Linked DNA regions of Homo sapiens: region 1 is linked to region 2. The links are chromatin contacts, found by Hi-C in ENCODE. All regions are on one chromosome and are shown on one strand. Each heading gives the region's core, a stretch centred on a gene start or an enhancer-like site at or near the end of the contact. The rest is flanking DNA. Distances are from core to core; before and after follow the strand shown. Region 1 holds the start of RGS7BP (regulator of G protein signaling 7 binding protein). Region 2 overlaps RNF180 (ring finger protein 180).

Region 1 (4,138 bases), core at 132-2,631, 170 kb before region 2:
AACAGAGAATGATGCTGGGGACTCCTACATAGACGGTCCCCTCTCCTACTGCTAGGACATGGCTTTTAAGTTGCACGGCGGGAGGGGCGGGGGAGGCGACAGGTAGGGTGTAATAGGCAAACCATTCACCTTTTGCTGGGCCACTGAACCTCTCGGCCTGACGGCCTGACGGGAAGACCAGCTACAGCCTCTGCGCTGGAACCTTCGACCCCTCCGCAGCGCCCCGTGCGCTGTATTTGGGTTTGTTTGCTACTCTGTCCCCAGAAAGCAGCATCCCCACCTCCTCATCCCTCCCTCCTCCGTGAGCGAGCCAGTTCACTGTGTCTTTCGCATCCACCATTCTTCGAGGGGGTACAGGCACAACCTACAGCCGCTGATCCCCAAGACCCTTGCTGTCACACTTCTTTCTGCAGGGTTATTACGACCAGGGTGTCACCCTGAATTTGGGGGACTGCAGATTTAAAAATAGTGCATGTGCCACGTGATCGGCATTGAGGAGCTGAGGGTGGGGGAGTGGCTGGCACTCAGGCAAATGATTAACATACATGACTCCCCCCACCCCCTCTCAATTAAAAAAAAAAAAAAAGAGGCGCAGTTTTCACCCACCATCTTGCAGTCGTCCAGGGCTCGTTGGGTTTTGTGGGCGCTCTCGGAGCCGCTGCCCCTGCGCTCCCAATCTCCGCTCTGCAGCGGGGGCTTGCTGATCTGGAAGATCGAGGAGCGGGTGGACCGGCTGGGGCGCTTTTTGCGCCCATTCGGTGCAGAACTCATGCATACACATCCACCAAGCCGAAGCCGCTGGTGCAGTGCGCCCCGGCGCGGGCGGCCCGGTTGTTGCCCTGGGCGCCGCCGCCAAGCAGCCGGAGCCCGGACCTGAGGCGCGCAGCTCACAGTGCTGGGGCTGGCTGCGCGGGTCGGTAACCTTCAGCTTGAAGGAGAGCCGGGGAAGCGCTAGCTGTGCCGTGCAGCATCGCTTCCACTAGCAGCGAGGAAGGAGCGCGATCAAGTTCTGCTCAGCAGCATTGCCGACCCTGTCCCGGGAGCTGGGCGCTGGCGCGGGCTCGCACTGCCTTCCTCTCGGCATGGATTGCAAGGCTGGGCGAGAAGGAACGCGCCGCCCGGCGGTTCCGAGTTTCCATTCAGGTGGGGGAGCAGCTTTCAAAGCCTGCGCTGCAAGGTGGGGGGCGGAAAGGGGTGTCGCTCTTGCTTCAGTGTCTTCCCGCAGCGGCACTCGGTTCGTCTTTCCCCTCCCTCCACTGTCGCCAGGCCTGGAAGGACTGGCCGTCCCCAAAGCAAGCAATTGGCTCTAATCGGCTGCCTTGATCCCTCGTCTCTAAGGGCTTGTCTGTTTGAAGATCCCAGATGAATCTGTGGCGGGACTGGCAGACGCAGAGAATCGGTCCGGCTGACGTTGTTCGCGGGCCCGCACATTGATAGGACGGGAATACTAATGTGATCTGTCCATGCAACCCCCTTCCCCCTCCACAGTTTATGCACTTATCCAATCAAATCCCCGGGAACATCAATTGCAATATTACTTCATCTGCTCTATTATTAGAAACGAAAAGTGTCATCAGAGTGGAGCACATGCCACATGCTGGGACCTAAACATGGATTTCAAATAAGCCAGTGTGGGCTTGAGGCCCTCACCAACTGAGACTGAGACAGGGGCCACAGGAGGGAGTGAGGTTTTGCTCCAAATGGAAGACCTCTTGATAACCTAAAAGGAGAGCTTTGTTTCCCTGAGTTGTTTTGTTTTTATTTTGTCCTTGTTCATGGAGGGGGAAAGAGGAGAGCCAGTGAGGCAGAATGCACAGAGGCATTCACTCAGATTGGGCCTCATCCCCATCCCATTTCAAGTAGTAAAGCTCTTGGTCTTGCATTGCAGGGTCTCAGGACTCAGCTCCTAGAGTTCCCTTCCGGAGACTTGAACAAATAAGAGCCAAGAGATCTCCCTGGACACTCAAAATGACCTTCTTCTCACTTATGGGATATCAGTAACCCAGAGGCCAACAGAGGTGGCCCAGAAAATCGGGGATGATTCTTGTGTGAAAGGAGTGGGGGTGAGGCCCTCAGCCATTTAAGTTCACCCTTCCCACTGACATCTTCCTAAGGTTCTTCTGGGAGGAAGAGAGAGTGTTGTGGCATTCAACTCTAAGGCTCTAAGGATGCTTGTTCTCCTGAATGATTTGTTTGGAGAGGGAGATAAAGGGGTCTCCCATAGGAAAACTAGTTATGTATTAGTAATCCTAATAAGAACAGATTAGAGGTTCCTGGTCAGTCTGTTAAAGGGATATGGAGAGTACATAGAAAGAGAAAGCCTGAAATAGCCAGGAAGGTTAATATCCTAAGGAGGGTGGCTTTACAACCTTTTCTACAAGACAAGTAAATATAATGGGGTACTATAATAAGAGAGTTATTTGGTCTTTGTCCCCAGTCCCTAGGGCAGAACTCCTAAAACCCTTAGAAATTGCCTGAGTTATTATGATAAGCCATCTTGTCACCAGAAAGACCAAGCCTTGATTAGTTGCTTGCAACTTTCAGCCTCATCCCCCAATCTCAGGGGATAGGAGAGGAGCTAGTGACTGCGTTCCTCACCAATGGCCAATTATTTAATCAATCATGCCTACATAAAGAAACCTCTGTAAAACTCCTAAACAACAATAGAGTGTGGGGAGCTTCTGGGTTGTGGAAGACATCTAGGTGCTGGAAGGGTGGTACACCAGGAAAGAGCATGGAAGTTCCATGTCCTTTTCCCATACCTTGCCCTATGTTTCTCTTCCAGTTGGCTGCTCCTCAGTTGTATCCTTTAGAATAGACTGCTAATAGTAAGTAAAGCTCTTTCCTGAGTGCTGTGAGTCATTCTAGTGAATTACCAAATCTGAGAAGGTGGTTATAGGAACCCCTGAATTTGTCGCCAAGATGGAGAGAAGAGTTGGTAACCTGTGGATCCCATACTTGTGACTGGCCTCTGAGATGAGGGCAGTCTTGTGGGACTGAGCCCTTAAACCTGTAAATCTGACGTTAACTCTGGGTAGTTAGTGCCAGAAATGAGTTGTAGGCCACCTAATTGGTGTTAGAGAGTTGGAGAAGTGCTATTGGAAAAGACATCATGTATTTGGGTGGGAAGGAAAAAAAACCTAACAGATGGATCACTGAGTGGATATTTGGCTACATTTTTTTTTTTTCTGAGTCAGGGTCTTGCTCCGTCACCCAGATTGGAATTTAGTGACACCATGAGAGCTCACTTCAGCCTCAACTTCCTGGGCTCAGGTGATCCTCCCACTTCAGCCTCCCAAGTAGTTGAGACTACAGGCACATGCCACCTAATATTTTGTAAAGACAGAGTTTTGCCATGTTGCCCAGGCTGGTCTTGAACTCCTGAGCTCAAGTAATCCACACACCTTCACCTGCCAAAGTGCTGGGATTACAGGTGTGAGCCACTGCGCCTGACCAGAACTTCACACAAGCTTGAGAGTGAGTTTTCCCTATCAAAGACTAGAGAAAGGAGGCATCAGCTCTCAGGCCCAGACCTTGGTGTGCTGCTATCCTCCAGGTGTTTAGATGTCCCAGAGACTGAGAGAAAGGGCTCTTCTGCTGGTTGAATCTCCCCAAATATAAGAAGATAACAGGTTAGTGCTTAGTCAGCTCCCTGACCCTTTCTCTTTCCTGCAATCTCAATTACCTCCCCTCCCTTCCTCCCTCCCTCCTTTTTTTCCTTCCTTCCTTCCCTCCTTCCTTCCTTCCTTCCTTCCTTCCTTCCTTCCTTTTTTCCTTCCTTCCTTCCTCTCTCTCTTCCTTCTCTCTCTCTTTCTTTCATTCTTTTGTTCATTCGTTCATTCTACGGAGTCTCACTCTGTTTCCCAGGCTGTAGTGCAGACTTCTGAGTAGTTCCACAGACATGCCTGAGTTGGCCGCTCCTGAGTTGTATTCTTTAGAATAGACTGGTAATAGTAAGAAAAGCTCTTTCCTGAGTGCTGTGTCATTCTAGTGAATTACCAAATCTGAGAAGGAGGTTGTAGGAACCCCTTCCTACAACCTGAGCTGAGTGGACCACAGGCACGTGCCACCACACCCGGCTAACTTTTGTATTTTTAGTAGAGACAAGGTTTCACAATGTTGGCCAGGCTGGTCTCAA
Region 2 (4,573 bases), core at 98-2,597:
CTGACACCAAGGCTCTGTTACTTTCTATTTGTTTTAAACTTGTGGGACAACTATAAAATATTAAAACTAAATAAATAGAGCTTCTGCTAATGAACGCATTATTAGGAATCTTTATACAGAGTACTGGTGCCTTTGTTAACTATTGTCACAGGATCCCTAGGGTGTCACTTCACCAGCCAGAAACCTCTGTAGCTGACGGCATCTTCTGCCTGAGTACTGCTTGTGCCTGCTGGGCCAGTTCAACCCACTTGGCCTGGCAGGCTGTGCTTGGCTCTTACTACTGGCTCAGATCCCACATCTGCCAAGTGCAAGCCAGGTGCAGAATGGCAAGGGGTGTGTGGTTGAGCAAGCGTGAGGTCCAGCCACTGTGCACAGCCAGGCATGCTGGCTGCTGTGGCGGGGCAGGGAGCTCCAGGTGTTGGCTCTGTGTGTGGCTGTGGCTGGATGAGATATACTTCATGCGGCTTCTGCTGTGGGCACCCGAGTCAGGACGAGGTAAATGCAGTGGTGCCTGGAAGCTTGGAGACTCCAGGAACTGCAGAACCCCAAGGAGGGTGTCACAGCCCTGGCTCAGGGATCTCTACATCTGGGCTCCTCAAAGGGCTGCAGCTCTTCTTGTCTTGTCACCGTCAATGTGGCGAGCATGGGGCGGGGGTGTGTTTCAGCCCTTATTGTGTTACAGTTCTTTTAGTCCTGCCACTCAGCAGGTCCTGAGTTCTTGTCCCACATTCAGGAGGAATGAGGTATGCAGACAACTGGAGGGTAAGCAAGGTGGAGAGGAGCTTCACTGAGTGGTAGAACAGTTCTCAGGAGACCCACAGTGGGTATCTCCTATTCACAGGCAGGTTGTCCCGCTGTCTCTACAGCCCTCAGTGGAGAGGAGACTCACAGGTCATATTGTCAGGTAGGTTGTCCCACTGTCTGCCTGAGTCTGGCTGAGTCCAGGGTTTTTATGGGCTAAAGAGGGGAGGAAGTGCATGCTGACTGGTTCATGGGTGGCCATAGGCAGGCCTGGAAAAAGCACTGTAAGTTCTCACTCTGGTCCACAGAACTGACAGCCCAGCCCCCAGTCTTCAGGTTTGAAGAAGGTGGGGCTTTACCAGGGACCTGTCCCCTTTCTGCCCAGGAGCCTGTCTGCCTCCTGCCACCATCAACCTGCCATCCACGGTGCCCACAGTGCCCAAGCTATTCTTGCCAAGCGGTGTATGCAGGTTGCGCTGAGCTGCCCTCAGCTCCCCTCAGCCTTCCTCCCATGCTTGTCAGCACCCAGAGTTTGGAGTGGGCCTAGGCAGCAGGGGGCTGGCATGTCAGGACTGCCCTGAGAGTGTACACACTTGGCTGGGTTGCGACAGTGCCTGGGCTTGGCTTCAACTTTGCTGTGAAATTGGAGTGGGTGCCAGGAGCATGGAGAGGCCAGGCAGCAGGAGTAGGCATTTCTGAGCCTGCAGGGGCAAGGGGGCTTCCCCAGTCCCCAAGAGTACAAGGATGTCTCGGTCCGAAGCCATGGCTGGGTGGCTGCAACTTTGCCTGGGTAGGCAGGGCTCCCACCCTGCTAACTTGGAAAGGGGCAGGGCTCCCACCTGTTCCTGGCTCCTGCCAGCTCTGTGGAATGTGCAGCCCTGGCTTGTGCCTCCCCGACTGCAGCTGGCTTCATAGTAGCAGCTGTTCCAGATGGGCTGCCGCTGCCATAAATATGACTTTGTCAAATCTGATACTTTTGAGACGTATTTTCATTATCTATGTACTAAACAGTGATAGCATGGCAAAGTCAATTTAGTCATGAGTCTTCGGATTTGCTCTTATTGTATAGTCTTCATTTTCTTCATTTGTACATCTGTAGTTTTCAGCAAGGAGATACTTAGCAAAATCCTTATTTAAAATTGATTAATACAGAAATATGTTTCCCCTAATATTTCTGAGACAGCAGGAAGTTACTTTTAAGAACAGACCTTAGACAAAATTACCAGACTTTTTTTTTGGCGTTAGATTTCCTTACCTCCAAAAAGATGAAATGCTTTTCTGCAGCTTGGTAGGGGCCATTTTGCAGAGTTGGATTTCTGAAAGCTTTGTTTTATTTTCAAATATTCTTTAGTAAAGAAAGTTTTTGTGGCATTGTTCAATTCTAGAATAAAGCAAAAGAAAATAGGATTTTGAAATTAATTTGAGTAAAATGGCAAGAAAATGACAAGTGAATACTGTAGTATTTTGATACTATTTGATACAATTCACACCTCTTTAAGTCAGTGAAGACAAAAATAGATTCAACATTTTTTTCTTTACTCAAGCAAATACAACTTCCTCAAGTTCACATTTGGTGCAACTTTGACATGCCTACACATAGAACATAAATCTACTGAGTAGCTCCTATGTCAAGCAGTATAGAGTATATAATGATAAATAGGACATCGTCCCTCACCTTAAAACAACTGTAGTCTAAAACAGTGGTCCCCAACCCCTGGGTCACAAATGGGTAGCAGTCCATGGCCTGTTAGGAACTGGGCCACACAGCAGGAGGTGAGCCACAGGCAAATAAGCATTGCTGCCTGAGCTCTGCCGCCTGTCAGATCAGTGGCAGCATTAGATTCTCATAGGAAGTGAACCCTATTGTGAACTGCGCATGCAAGGAATACAGGTTGCACACTCCTTGTAAGAATCTAATTAATGCGCCTGTAATCCCAGCACTTTGGGATGTTGAGGCAGGTGGATCACTTGAGGTCAGGAGTTCAAGACCAGCCTGGCCAACATGGTGGAACCCCATCTCTACTAAAAATACAAAAATTAGCTGGGCATGGTGGCAGGCACCTGCAGTCCCAGCTACTTGGGAGGCTGAGGCAGGAGAACTGCTTGAACCTGGGAAGTGGAGGTTGCAGTGAGCTGAGATGGCACCATTGCACTCCAGCCTGGGCGAAGAAGTGAGACTCCATCTTGGGAAAAAAAAAAAAAAAGAAAAAAAAAGAAAAAAAATCTAACTAATGCACAATAATCTGAGGTGGAAAAGTTTCATCCTGAAACCATCCTCCGCTTAATTCCTTGGGAAAACTGTCCTCCATAAAACCGGTCCTTGATGCTAAAAAGGTTGAGGACTGGTGGTCTAAAAGAAATAAACAGGTGGACAAAAAAGGAGAATAATGTGTTATGAGTGTAACAACAGAATAGCTAGAGTGTAATCTGAGCTCAGGAGTGATAGTGAAAAGGAAAAACACTTGTAGAACTTTAAACTTCATAATCTATTTCATTCTATATGTGATGGGTTGACCACCTGAGTCTATTGCTATATACTTGAGGTAATTTTAAAAATATGAAAATAACCATTCAGAAGCTTACTAATGAGTTAAAAAGGATATAGTCGTTTGAAGTACACACAGACCAACTGGAGAACATATATGATGGTATTCATTTTAAACGGTAGAAACTCTTTATATCTGAACCATAGAAAGCAAACCATGATCTGAGAACAACCTCTTAGGCTGGTGCAGAGCTAGTTACTAACCTGAGAAGTAAACTAGGCTTTCCATCAACCATCCCCTCTTACTTTCATCCCGCAATGATCACCTGTAGCATTTCCTCAGTTTCCATCCTACTTCAACTGCCTTAAGCTTTGGCTCAAGTGATTTGAATTAAATTTTCTCAATTTTTCTTAATCACTGCCTTGGGTTGATTTTTACCTAAGAAATTTAAAGGGAAAACTGATTCACAAAGTTTACAATTAACAACAAAAGGACAAATGTAAAAAATACACTACTCTAGGCAACTGAAGTTATCTATTAAACCTGCAACTCTAACTCCCTTCCCAATTGCACACCCACGAACCAGCATACAAGTTAGAGAAAAGGTATTTTCATGCTCATCATGTATGCTAGAGAGTTGATATGACTACAGTGCATTTAAAAATCCTTCATATGTTTAAAAGTTAATCATTTCAAGTTAGATATTCTCTCAAGGGTTTCTGCAGCAATGCATAGCTGTTTTATTAAAGTCCACTTTTCCCACTGCCCAGTTATAGCCCTTTAGTGTAAGATGGTTATGACACTATCACTTGGTTGAAGGGGCTTGTCAGTGTCATTCATATTGATGAAGAAAGTGAAAGAAGTTATCAAATAACATATTCATTTACAGTAATACTGGTCTTTTTCTTAGGACTTAAGAACTGATAACTATGATTCAGGGTATTTTCTGAGAAGTTAAAAATCCCCCCCAAAAAAGTGGTATTGTATTAACTCTTGGGAAAATTGACTCACAACTTTCTAAATGTCCTTGGAAATGAGATCCATGTGGTGTGTCATGGCAGATAATACAAACGAAGGTGAACAGTTTGCAACTTAAGGATTCTTATTATTCCTTCCCTTCCCTTCCTTTTCCTCTCCCTCTTCCTCCTCCTTCTGGAAAATTACAATAAAGGAATCAGTTCAGCAAGAGAATATAATAATTATAAATATTATAAAAATGTATCCAAACACTGGAACACCCAGATAAAAGCAAGTATTATTAGATCTAAAGAGAGAGAGATAGATCTCAATACAATAACAGTTGGAGACTTTAATAACTCATTCCCAGCATTGCACAGATCTAGACA

The links. A loop is a pair of places that touch in the nucleus more often than their neighbours do. Pooled maps may share reads with other maps.
Region 1: a loop to region 2 is called in a map of Right ventricle myocardium inferior, with 4 times the contacts of the local background. The contact joins the promoter of RGS7BP here to the enhancer-like site in region 2. A Hi-C loop is called at or near these places in 2 of 168 maps with a recorded cell type or tissue (PC-3 and Right ventricle myocardium inferior) and 5 of 50 pooled maps.

Annotation. Positions count from the first base shown.
Region 1 is chr5:64,503,258-64,507,395 of GRCh38, reverse strand. RGS7BP (regulator of G protein signaling 7 binding protein) reads right to left here and starts at 1,381. Exons shown (of 6, transcript NM_001029875.3): 1 at 607-1,381. The coding sequence starts at 771.
Region 2 is chr5:64,327,830-64,332,402 of GRCh38, reverse strand. It overlaps RNF180 (ring finger protein 180), which reads right to left. Exons shown (of 8, transcript NM_001113561.2): 7 at 1,997-2,122. Among named protein-coding and RNA genes, the nearest start is that of RNF180, 160 kb to the right of the region's middle. Within about 2 kb of position 1,347, at least 2 of the 41 ENCODE cell types and tissues checked have a DNase peak (open chromatin) inside an H3K27ac peak, as active enhancers do.